Regions from separate parts of the Homo sapiens genome. Here regions 2, 3 and 4 are each linked to region 1. A link is a loop called in an ENCODE intact Hi-C map of the cell type or tissue named here. Cell type or tissue: heart right ventricle. All regions are shown on one strand. Region 1 overlaps NFIB (nuclear factor I B). Region 2 overlaps NFIB (nuclear factor I B). Region 3 overlaps NFIB (nuclear factor I B). Region 4 overlaps NFIB (nuclear factor I B).

Evidence for each region. Peaks named below come from ENCODE experiments on the same cell type or tissue, not always from the same donor. Only the 100,000 strongest peaks of a DNase experiment are listed, where the experiment ranks them.
Region 2: it touches region 1 in a loop (3.0-fold over the local background); 37 of 110 quality-filtered maps call a loop at or near these places.
Region 3: it touches region 1 in a loop (2.5-fold over the local background); 31 of 110 quality-filtered maps call a loop at or near these places.
Region 4: it touches region 1 in a loop (3-fold over the local background); 37 of 110 quality-filtered maps call a loop at or near these places.

The regions. Positions count from the first base shown.
Region 1 is chr9:14,305,738-14,308,237 of GRCh38, forward strand. It overlaps NFIB (nuclear factor I B), which reads right to left. Exons shown (of 11, transcript NM_001190737.2): 2 at 1,252-1,783. Among named protein-coding and RNA genes, the nearest start is that of NFIB, 7.2 kb to the right of the region's middle. In heart right ventricle, no CTCF peak of the experiment used is centred here; DNase peaks (open chromatin) are centred at 1,415 and 2,435; H3K4me3 peaks cover 1,613 bases; H3K27ac peaks cover 2,500 bases.
Region 2 is chr9:14,256,209-14,258,708 of GRCh38, forward strand. All of the region lies in intron 2 of NFIB (nuclear factor I B), which reads right to left. Among named protein-coding and RNA genes, the nearest start is that of NFIB, 57 kb to the right of the region's middle. In heart right ventricle, no CTCF peak of the experiment used is centred here; no DNase peak of the experiment used is centred here; H3K27ac peaks cover 2,500 bases.
Region 3 is chr9:14,206,470-14,208,969 of GRCh38, forward strand. The region is part of intron 2 of NFIB (nuclear factor I B); the gene reads right to left. Among named protein-coding and RNA genes, the nearest start is that of NFIB, 110 kb to the right of the region's middle. In heart right ventricle, no CTCF peak of the experiment used is centred here; no DNase peak of the experiment used is centred here; H3K27ac peaks cover 2,257 bases.
Region 4 is chr9:14,106,509-14,109,008 of GRCh38, forward strand. The region is part of intron 10 of NFIB (nuclear factor I B); the gene reads right to left. Among named protein-coding and RNA genes, the nearest start is that of LINC00583, 180 kb to the left of the region's middle. In heart right ventricle, no CTCF peak of the experiment used is centred here; no DNase peak of the experiment used is centred here; H3K27ac peaks cover 2,422 bases.

The DNA.
Region 1 (2,500 bases):
AAAAAGTAATTTTGATTTTTTTGAATAATAAAGCTCATAGCAGTTTATTAAGTCCCACATTTATATAACAAACCTCAGGTAACAGTCTGTCACCTGGCTATCTGCAGGCCATTTTTCCTCCCACCAGGCCAAGTTTGGAAATGACCTACCATCTGTGACAGCTCAAACTTCAGTCTACTTTTGGTATGCGGCTTTGTAAAATGATTGTTTTACTATGGATTGTTGGTAATGCAAGGACATCTATATCTTGATGCATTTATTTGAAGAAAAGAAATTCTTACCTACTTAAGGAAAATATATTAAGAAAAATAAAAATAATAAACATTTCATTAACTCAAATATTCAGTAATAACATCATCTTTTTTAATTATTTAGGTAAAATGTATACCATTCTCCTTCTCAGGTATTTTAAATAATAGGTATGGTATGCAGTTTCTGTATTCTTTTTAAGATTTATCTTAAACCAGTGTAACCAGTCCACTTTCTGTTTTTTGTTCTGTAAGCAGCGCTGCGACTTTCCTCCTCGGTAAGTTTTATGAATTTACATACAAGTAAACTAACATTATTAAGTGTTCCCAAGTAACTCTGGGAACATACTATAAATAATTTAAATAATAACTCAATTCCATTTAATCGACAGTGAATATTGCACAATCAAAAGTGATGATAGAAATATTAAAATTAAGTAAATCTAGGTCTACGTAAGATATACTTTTGATATTATCTATCTTAAGCATTTTGTAATAGTAAACATTAGTTCTATTTTCAGTGCGATACCACTAAGTTCATAAACAAAGTCCCTCTACCTCATTAATTAATAAGGTTAATACAAAAATTATCTAGGATGGTTTGGCTATTCATAAATAAAGTTATATTTTCAAATCAGGAAAAGATTACTAGATTAGATGCAAAAATGTAGCCTACGACAGAAAGTATAGTGTAATGAACTATATTTGTTAGACTACCCTATGTCTTTGAAAAACAGTATTATTTTAAAGATACTTGAAAACGCACCTCTTTGTGGTCTTTCTTAAATATCCAAGCCTATCCAGGTACGAAAGCTCTGTGTCTATTTACATGGCTCGCACATGGCAGCGGACATGTGAGTGAAAGCGGACACCCTACTATACCCAGAGAGGGTGGAGGATATCTAGGGGCCTTGAGGACCATCTAACTCAAGCCAGATACTCTGTCTACGGAGATTTGTAGGCGGTGTTTGCCGTGCTAGAAAAAAGAACAATCTGCTCCTACCTTGCTCCTGCACGTAGTATGCCAAAAACAAATCAAGCTCCTTAACTGATACTGTGATATGATGTGGCTGGACACAAAGTGCTGGGTTTGTGCAATGTGGGGATTTCATGAGCCGCTCTCCATCGGTACTTTCCAAGGGGATGCCTTTGAACAGGATCACCATGACTAGATCCAGACGCCAGACTTTGTCTGCCTGTCGCAGGCAGTCGATTCTCCTAATCTTACCCTTCTGGTCGGGATTGGATAAGACACAGCACGGGTGCTTCTTGCCAGTCACGGTGAGCACAAAGTCCTCTCGATACTCCTGGCGAATATCTTTGCGCAGTTTGGCAAGGAGCCTGGATGCCCACTTCTGTTTGATTTCAGGCTTTTCACTGAGAAGCTCATCTTTGACTGCTCTTTCTTCATCCTTTGACATTCGCTTCTCATGCTTTTTAAAGTACTTGCGTTTTCGAGCCTGCAGGTTGAACCAAGTATAGGCAATTGCACGGACATGTGGAAGAAGTGCCTCGATGAATGGGTGAAATTCATCCTGTGGAAGACAGAGGGGTGAGGAAAAGATGTGCATAGTCAGTTTAATTTTAAAAGCTCAAAAAATAAGAAAAGAAGACCACAACCCGTTTCCAATTCAGTACAAAAAGTTATACATGAAAATAACATTCCTTTCTTATTTAAAATTATCAAAATAACAGGACAAGAAGAAAGTAAAGTATGCCCAGCTGTCCCCTTTCCACCAAAATTCACAGGTCAATTCTCCCTCCTATAAAGGAAATAAGGTTTATATTTTGTATTACACTCTGGCCCCATCCCCCTTGTTTCCACCCCAATGCCATGCATTCTACATTCTTTAAAATATAGGCAACTAACTAAGGTGCTTGGCACCTAATATAGTATTTCAATATTTGATTGACCAACTAACACTATGCAGTACCATTTTACAAAGAACACAGTGAGATTTTTTTTTTTTAATCGGAGTAGAGCTGTTCAGAAGGCAGGAGCGATGCCACAGTTCATTTCTCTTCTCTGTGGCACAGAAACACAAAGCATATAGATGCTCAGTGTAATGCCACACAGTTCCCGCTTTTGGAGCATGCTCTCAGCAAGAGGCTGCTGGTGGCACAAAGAGCATGCGCCATTAAACTTGATCCATTTTCTTATCAAACGTCCAACATTCCAACACTGAAACAGCACCATTCCAAAAGTGGTAACTAGAGAAACCGGTATACAGTGAGGGAAAGTGGGCAAAGGA
Region 2 (2,500 bases), 50 kb before region 1:
GAGAGATTGAATTTCAGGGTGAGGGAGGTCTTACTGCATTTTTGCCTTAATAATCTCAGTTTCATCTTTCATTCCATACCAAAACATGGTTACAGGGAAACTATGTTCTAAGAAAAAAAATTATTAATTATATACCCATTCTGCACATTTAGAAATAAATAATTTTCCAAAAACTTTTACCTAGACAAGAACCCCTCCTTACAAACAGAAGTTTTCTCTTTAGACCAATTTCACTGCTAACCATAAAGAAGAAAACATATAAGTAGGATGAGATAGAAGAAAAATCAGAAAGCAGAGAAAGACTAATTAGAAGATAGAGAAAAAAAGGAAGAGGAGTGAAATATAATATTCATATTCTAGCTGCCAATCCACTAACTTCCAAAAAGGAAAGTGAATATGCCAGACCATTAAAATATTTCAGCAACACTAGCTTGTTTGGCAGTCAGAGTCTCAGAACCATGAGAATCACAGTTACTTAATCACTGTGAGCTCATAAAACTGGACCCAAAGTGACAAGACCATTGGGTGAGAAGGGTGAGAGGGAGCTGAGCAGGGTGATCTGCTCCAACAATGCACCAGTTCCAGAGGTCCTCTGCAGAACTTGAAGAGACAGCACAGCATCCTGAGGCCGTTAACTTCCTGACTCCTGCCTTTGAAATAGAACCAGGAACTGAGCTTCCATGGCCTAGTTTGACCTGGCTTTGTCACTACCCCAGTTCTGATGAGATTATGATCTGCTACCCTAGAACTAAGCAGAGGTGAGAGCCAAGATGCCTTTCTATGGCCTAGAGCACAAGAAGGGCCCACATAGTAACAAAAACACTGTCACTTTTATGGATTAGGCAGTATTGCCTAAAGGTTTAGCACCCAAGGCTTTAAAGCCAGACTGTCCTGGTTCTAAATCTGACTTTGACACCTACTAACTGTTTAACCTTGGTTAAGTTGGTTAACACAGAGGCTCAGGTTCCTCACCTATAAAATGAGGGGAAGTACGAGGTTACTCTGAATATTAAATGAGATACACATATATAAAACTGAGTATAGTCCTAGAACATGGTGCACACAAGGTGACAGCTGTGCCTTATTACAGCTACTGCACAGCTGAAAAAAACTGTGAAACACTGAAAGTCACTCTTCTACAAGCTGGATATTAGACTGTGAATTCCCCAGGACCAGCAAAACCCAGCATTCCCAATGCCTAGCTCAGTGCTGAATGAACAAGAGAGAAAACCTCAAAAATCTTTCAGTAATAGAAAGATAATTCTGGACAGGTGCAGTGGCTCACACCTGTAATGCCAGCACTTTGGGAGGCCAAGGTGGGTGGATCACCTGAGTCGGGAGTTTGAGACCAGCCTGGCCAACGTGGCGAAACCCTGTCTCTTCTAAAAATACAAAAAATTAGCCGGGCATGGTTGCGGGCACCTGTAATCCCAGCTACTTGGGAGGCTGAGGCAGGAGAATCGCTTGAACCCGGGGGACAGAGGTTGTGGTGTGCCAAGATCGCTTCACAGCACTTTAGCCTGAGCGACAGAGCGAGACTCCATCTCAAAAAAGAAAAAAAACGAAAGAAAGAAACATAATTCTAAGACTAAGACCAATAATGTGCCAGCTATGGTTTCCTTGTCATTGAATTTATTAATATAAGTAGGCAGAATTATTTGTTATCATGCTAAAGAAAAAATGAGATTTTTTTTTAACGGACAAGGTTTTCTTAAAGCATCATATCAGTATCTCAGTATCTCCTATAAATAGATTTTGTTTAAATAATACAATTTACTAAACTGTCTGAGCAGTGTGGACTTCCCCCATATTTATGTTTTTAGTGGCTGTAGCTGTTGTGGTGGTCAAACATTGAGTGTTCTTTTATGAACATAGTTAGCATAAAAGAACCTTTTGATGACTCGTATTAGAACATGAATTTAATAGAAGCAAAGGTACTGCTTATCATCACTGAGAACATTCATTCAGATCTACCACAGTTTTATAACTGCTCTGATCTAACAGAGCAATTTATTCCAACATGCAATTTAACCAATAGGCTGTTTAACCTTGGATACTTATTAGTAAGGGAACAATGCTTTCAGGATTATGCTGAATAATTCAGCCCTTCCAGTCAAAGAACTTTTGCTGGTGGGTGAGAACAGCATGTTGTCTAAGTATCTGAGAACATTTCTACACATCTGGAGTATGTGGCCCTGTGCTGCCTTTCCAGGCCTGCTCTCCCAGCCAGAACTTCTTCTGCCATGGGGCAAGACAGTGGAATAGAACTATCTTATAAACTTTTTTGAACAAAGACAGATGATGTTGCACTACTACATTCCCTGTGAATTCTTTCTGCTGCTGCCAACTTATAGTATTTTTAAGTTTGCTCCTAGGTGTTTTACAGTAGAAGCCATTCCAAATAAGATTTTGCTGAAGGTTCAGCATGAACTATGCAACTACTCTGAGAAATAATCCCATTATTTCAACTGTTTACTTTTCCATTATACCCCATTTCCAA
Region 3 (2,500 bases), 99 kb before region 1:
TACTAACACTCTTAAAACTTGAGCTAATTTCTTTCCTTTCATGAGATTTTATGGTCTGACACTGCTGACTTATTACCTTTTCTTCCTTGAGAGTTTCCAAATACTAAAACAACAATCTGCTCAACAAACAGAAGAATTCGATAAATGTTGATTGACCATCTAGTACCTGCAAAGAGACCCTATGCTATCATATACAGAGTTATGAGATTCAGACAACATGCTTTACAAAAAAAAAAAAAAAAAAAAAAAAAACCTAAGGGATGGTTTCAGATTTTGCCTGTGTCTTAGTTTCAGTCATGTTTGGTATATATTGCCAAGTAGCTATATTTTATATCCCCAACTAGAATACAAGTTTTTGGAGATCATGCTCTATGTCTTACTGACTGCACAAGACAGTGCAACGCATATAAAATTGTCACCTACAAATGAAAGGATTCCAGTGAGGCTAAATGGTGATTAGCTGTGTAAAACCCCACTATTCCATACATTGTATGTGCTTACAATGTTAGCTTATCCTCCTCTTAGCAGCAAATATCTTCTAGGTGAACAGTAATAAAATAATAGTAAGGCTAACAGTCATTGAGTATTTGTTTACATGTCCAATACTGTTCTCAATATTACGGTATCCATAGATTTCGTCCTTGCGATAACACTAAGGGATGCTATTATTATTCCCATTTTCAGATGAGAAAACTTGCCTAAGGCTATCCAACTAATAACTGAAAAAGCCAGGAATTAAACCCAAGCCAAACTGACCCCAGAATCCAAACTAAATTACTGTCTTCCCAAATTAGAGGTGTCACCACTGGACAGAAAAAGAGATACAGTCCAGGTAGAGGTTGCACCTCTGCAATTACAGGGCTCCTTAGTCAATTTTTTCTAATTTTTGACACATACCTTCCCAATTTTCCTGGCAAAAGCCTCCCTTGAGTGGAGGCCACTGACTGTGGGGAGTTTATGTTGTGGTTTGGTAATGTGTACAAACTGGGAGGAGGATGAGACCAGAAAACCCCTTTTGCCCATAGCATGCCACAAATTGAGGACTAAGTCAGTGCATGCTGCTGACAGGCAAAGGGCCAGCTCGGCATGAGCAGCTCCGTGCAGGGACTGCATGTGACACCAGACACCATTTTCAAAGCCACTACCTTCCTCCTTCCCCACAAACCTCTTCATCTCCCACCAAAGTCCTGAAGCTTCACCACAGGATCAAGTAATCCCCCTCTAAGCCACATCTCGTAAATGAGAGTCTAATTTCTCCCACGTGTCATTTTTCACATGAATGTTACTACGGTCTTGGCTGTACTTAACCAGAGTTCAAGGTCTGATGGTTTATCTACAGAGACAACATGACCACAGAGAAGAGCCCGTTTCCATTGCCACCTGAAAGACAGATCCACCAACACAATGTTCACCACTTTCTCACACAGGGCTAAATGAGACTCAAGGAAAGAGCCCAAGGTCAAACATTTCCTTGGTTGAATTTAGGTGGTGGGTTCCCATACAGAGCACAGCACCATCAGATTCACAAGGCCAAATGCCTCAGCATGATGACTTGAAAAGATGACAAGCTGCACACAATGTTCAAAATCTAAATTCAAAGGTCACTTCCCACTCCCTAAATAGTTTTATACCCCAAAAGTCATTTTAGAATCATCTTTCCACTTTTATTCCATATTTGTAATCTGATTTTAATGACCTCAGGGTAGGCCATTTTTTTAAACTCCAGACAGGTTCTAATTCATCTATACAACAAAGCAATACGTGGTGTTAAAAAAAAGACTAAGAGAGTAAATCGATACGTGTTCAGTGTAGTGGCAGTTTAGATTTTTTTTCTTTCAATTGGCAATCCTTCCGACATCAAGGTTAAATTGTACTAAAAAAGAAAAAAATTACACCTCATTCCAAATTTGCTAATTCAAGAAGAACTGAATTATTCTCACGTCTACTTGTGGCAAAACAAGAAATTACTTTATGTCTCAAATGTGAGTATGAATTACGACTAAATTCATAAAAACAGACGTGACTTAAGTTTTTATTTTACTACTTTGAAGTTGTAATGTGTTCATTTTCCTGGTATTTTTACTTAAAAGAGCTTTTTTTTTTTTTTCCTTAAGGACTCTTCACAAGTACTTTTGATAGAGTGGTATAAAATTATCCTATTCCAATGACCATAATATGAAAATCATTTTGCCAAAAAACATCCTGGAAGTTTCCCTCATTTTAGGTACTTGGGATTATTCTCATAAACTGAGGACCATTCAACAATGTTTTGAAGATATACAGTATTCTATTCAGAGGACAAAGCATATATTCAAAAAAATGCAAAAATATTCATCTTTTCTCAAACAACTCCAGTATTAAATTCATCTAGACCCACTGATTCACTCAGTCTTTTTTTTAAGTTTAGTTTCCAATATGATATTATTTCTGCCCTCATCTCTTCCTTGCAACACCCCACCCATAAGGGAAAAGAAGAAACAGTCAGAGATGAAAGAACAAC
Region 4 (2,500 bases), 200 kb before region 1:
GGAGTTCTGTGGTCTCTGGAAAGAGAACCTTGTTCCTGGCCCAGTTCAAATCAGATTGCTTCAAAGAAAAAAAGAAAAAGGATAGGGGCCATCTGGTTCCTCTCAAATGGCTACATAAAGGGGAAACACCTAAGATTTGGATCATTATCCTTTCCTAAACTACACTCAAATAATCATGTAAGTAGCAGATAGCCATAAAGAATTAATATTGCTTGTGACTTCAGACTAATAGTTTGTTTATTCAAATGGGGGTCCTCCTTTGTTATTAACAGGGTCTTTTGTTAAATACACAGCAATTAGCTTTGGGAACAAAAGAAAGAAGGTAAGCAAAATGTTCTATTTTGCTAGACTCAGCAAACAGGCTGAGGTACTAACAGTTCCTACGATGACAACAAATCTCAACTGAACCAATAAACCATTAAACTGTGAACAGAACAATCAACACAGGCAAATTTACCTTCTCACTTTTTTTTCTTTTTACGTTTACAATGGCCCTCAGGAGAACATCTTGAAAGGTATGTTTTATGTTTTCTTGTGTTTCTTCATTTCTCCAGACCCTCAATGAAACAGATTTTTAAGGGGTGAAGGCTCTTTTTGCGGTGGAAAACAGATGCTTAAAAGGATTAACACTCCAATATTCATACTTTGGATTAGGAGAATTTTATTTTATTGCTAATATTAATTACCTACATGGAGCAAATTAAATGGTCTCTGGATGAATAGCATGTAACCTCTGAAGGAATGGTATGAACAAGAAAAATGGTCAGAATAAAATTGTGTTGTATGTTTCACATACAACACATGCAAAAAAAAACAAACAAACAAAAAAAAAAGATACTCAAGATCATCCTCATATCTTAAAAGTCACTTCTAGTGCCAATTTCTGAAACCCATGTTTCTTGATATTTAATTTAATTAGCAGAAGTAGAATTAACTTAAATGAGTATGCATAGTCCATGAGCAGAATAAACATTATTAACCATAAATCATAAGATAAGTATTAGAAAATGAAAGATTTTGTTTTTAAATTAGAGGCTACTACAACTTGTAAATTTTAAGGTTTCAAGGGACTTTGGAGCTTATGTAGTTCAACCTCTTCATTTTCCTTTCCAAGGTTTAAGGACTTGTCCAAGGTTAGAAATGCCCTGTCACATCAACACTAAAACCCAAACCTTCTGACTCCTAATCCCTGGTTCTCACCCACTACACCAGTTGCCTGTCATTGTTCCTTTCCTACCCTGTCCCTTATGTGCAGTTCAAGAATATTTAATGCTAAAATATCTGTAAATAAAACCTTCAGAATTCCCTCTACCTCCCTGATTCAACTGAGATCTAAGTTAATATTTTCAGAAAAGAAGATAATTTTTTCCTTGTGTTTCTGTTGATTAAAGTTAACGTTACATAAAATGTAATTTTACTTTTACATTAATTAGAACAGCTTATCTGGATATTAGTCTTTGATTCCCAGTAAAGGTAAGTGAACAAACCAGGGAATGACAAAAGACAGACAATGGAAGGATTTTTTGAATTTAAGAACTAGCCAAAGAGCTAAACATTTGCATAGCCATTATTTCGACTGAAACTTCCTTTAAATGTGTTTCCTTTCAAGCCAGCATACATGAAAAGTGACCTCTTATCCACTTACATACCTACCCAGAAGTCATGTGATAGCGTTTTACGTCAAGCTGTCAATTATGATAACAGACACAATAAGAACAGCCCAAGTGTTGATAGCCTGCTTCCTGACTGTATTGAAAAGTTTGTTCATAGTCCACTTGTGTCCTTTTAATTGCTTGCCTCTAATAAATGACTACCTTTCCAATGGTAGTACCAAGCTTTGGCTTTGCCATTTGCCAGGACAAATATTATAAGAAGATTTAAACTAATATCTTAGTTTAAAAAAATCCTACAGAAGTAATTTCTTAAAAAGGCCATTTTGTGTAACAGAAATTTTCAGTGTAATGAGAAGTACTTTCAAATTCTAGTTTTAAAAACAAAAGTGTTATAAGAAAAGTGTTGAAACAATTTAAATATACACTAGACCAGTAATTGAAATTCAAATAATAGCATTATATAGTCATGCAAGAGATGTAACATGCTGAAGCCCAAGCACCAATAAAATCCATGCAACTGTGAGAAGTAATGCAAAGACCTGAATTGATCAGGCCACTGATTCATTAGCTCTTATTATAGGTAATATATATATAGTCAGGAGATTATAATTTTGAGATTATGAAAATAAGACCGATTTCTTATAAACTAGACTTTACTTGACTTTATTGTCTCACTTAGGGAAGGCAAAAGTGAGCTCCTAATTTATTCAGTTGAAATCTCAAATATACATCAAAGGTTAATATGTACTTCAATGGCTTGTTTGAATGGTGAACTTTTATTTCTAAACAAGAAGCTTCTTAGCTGCAAACTTTTTATTTCCAACTTACAATGAGATTTTTAAATATATGTTGATGTACAATAGTAAGAATTTAGGCTCTTATTATGA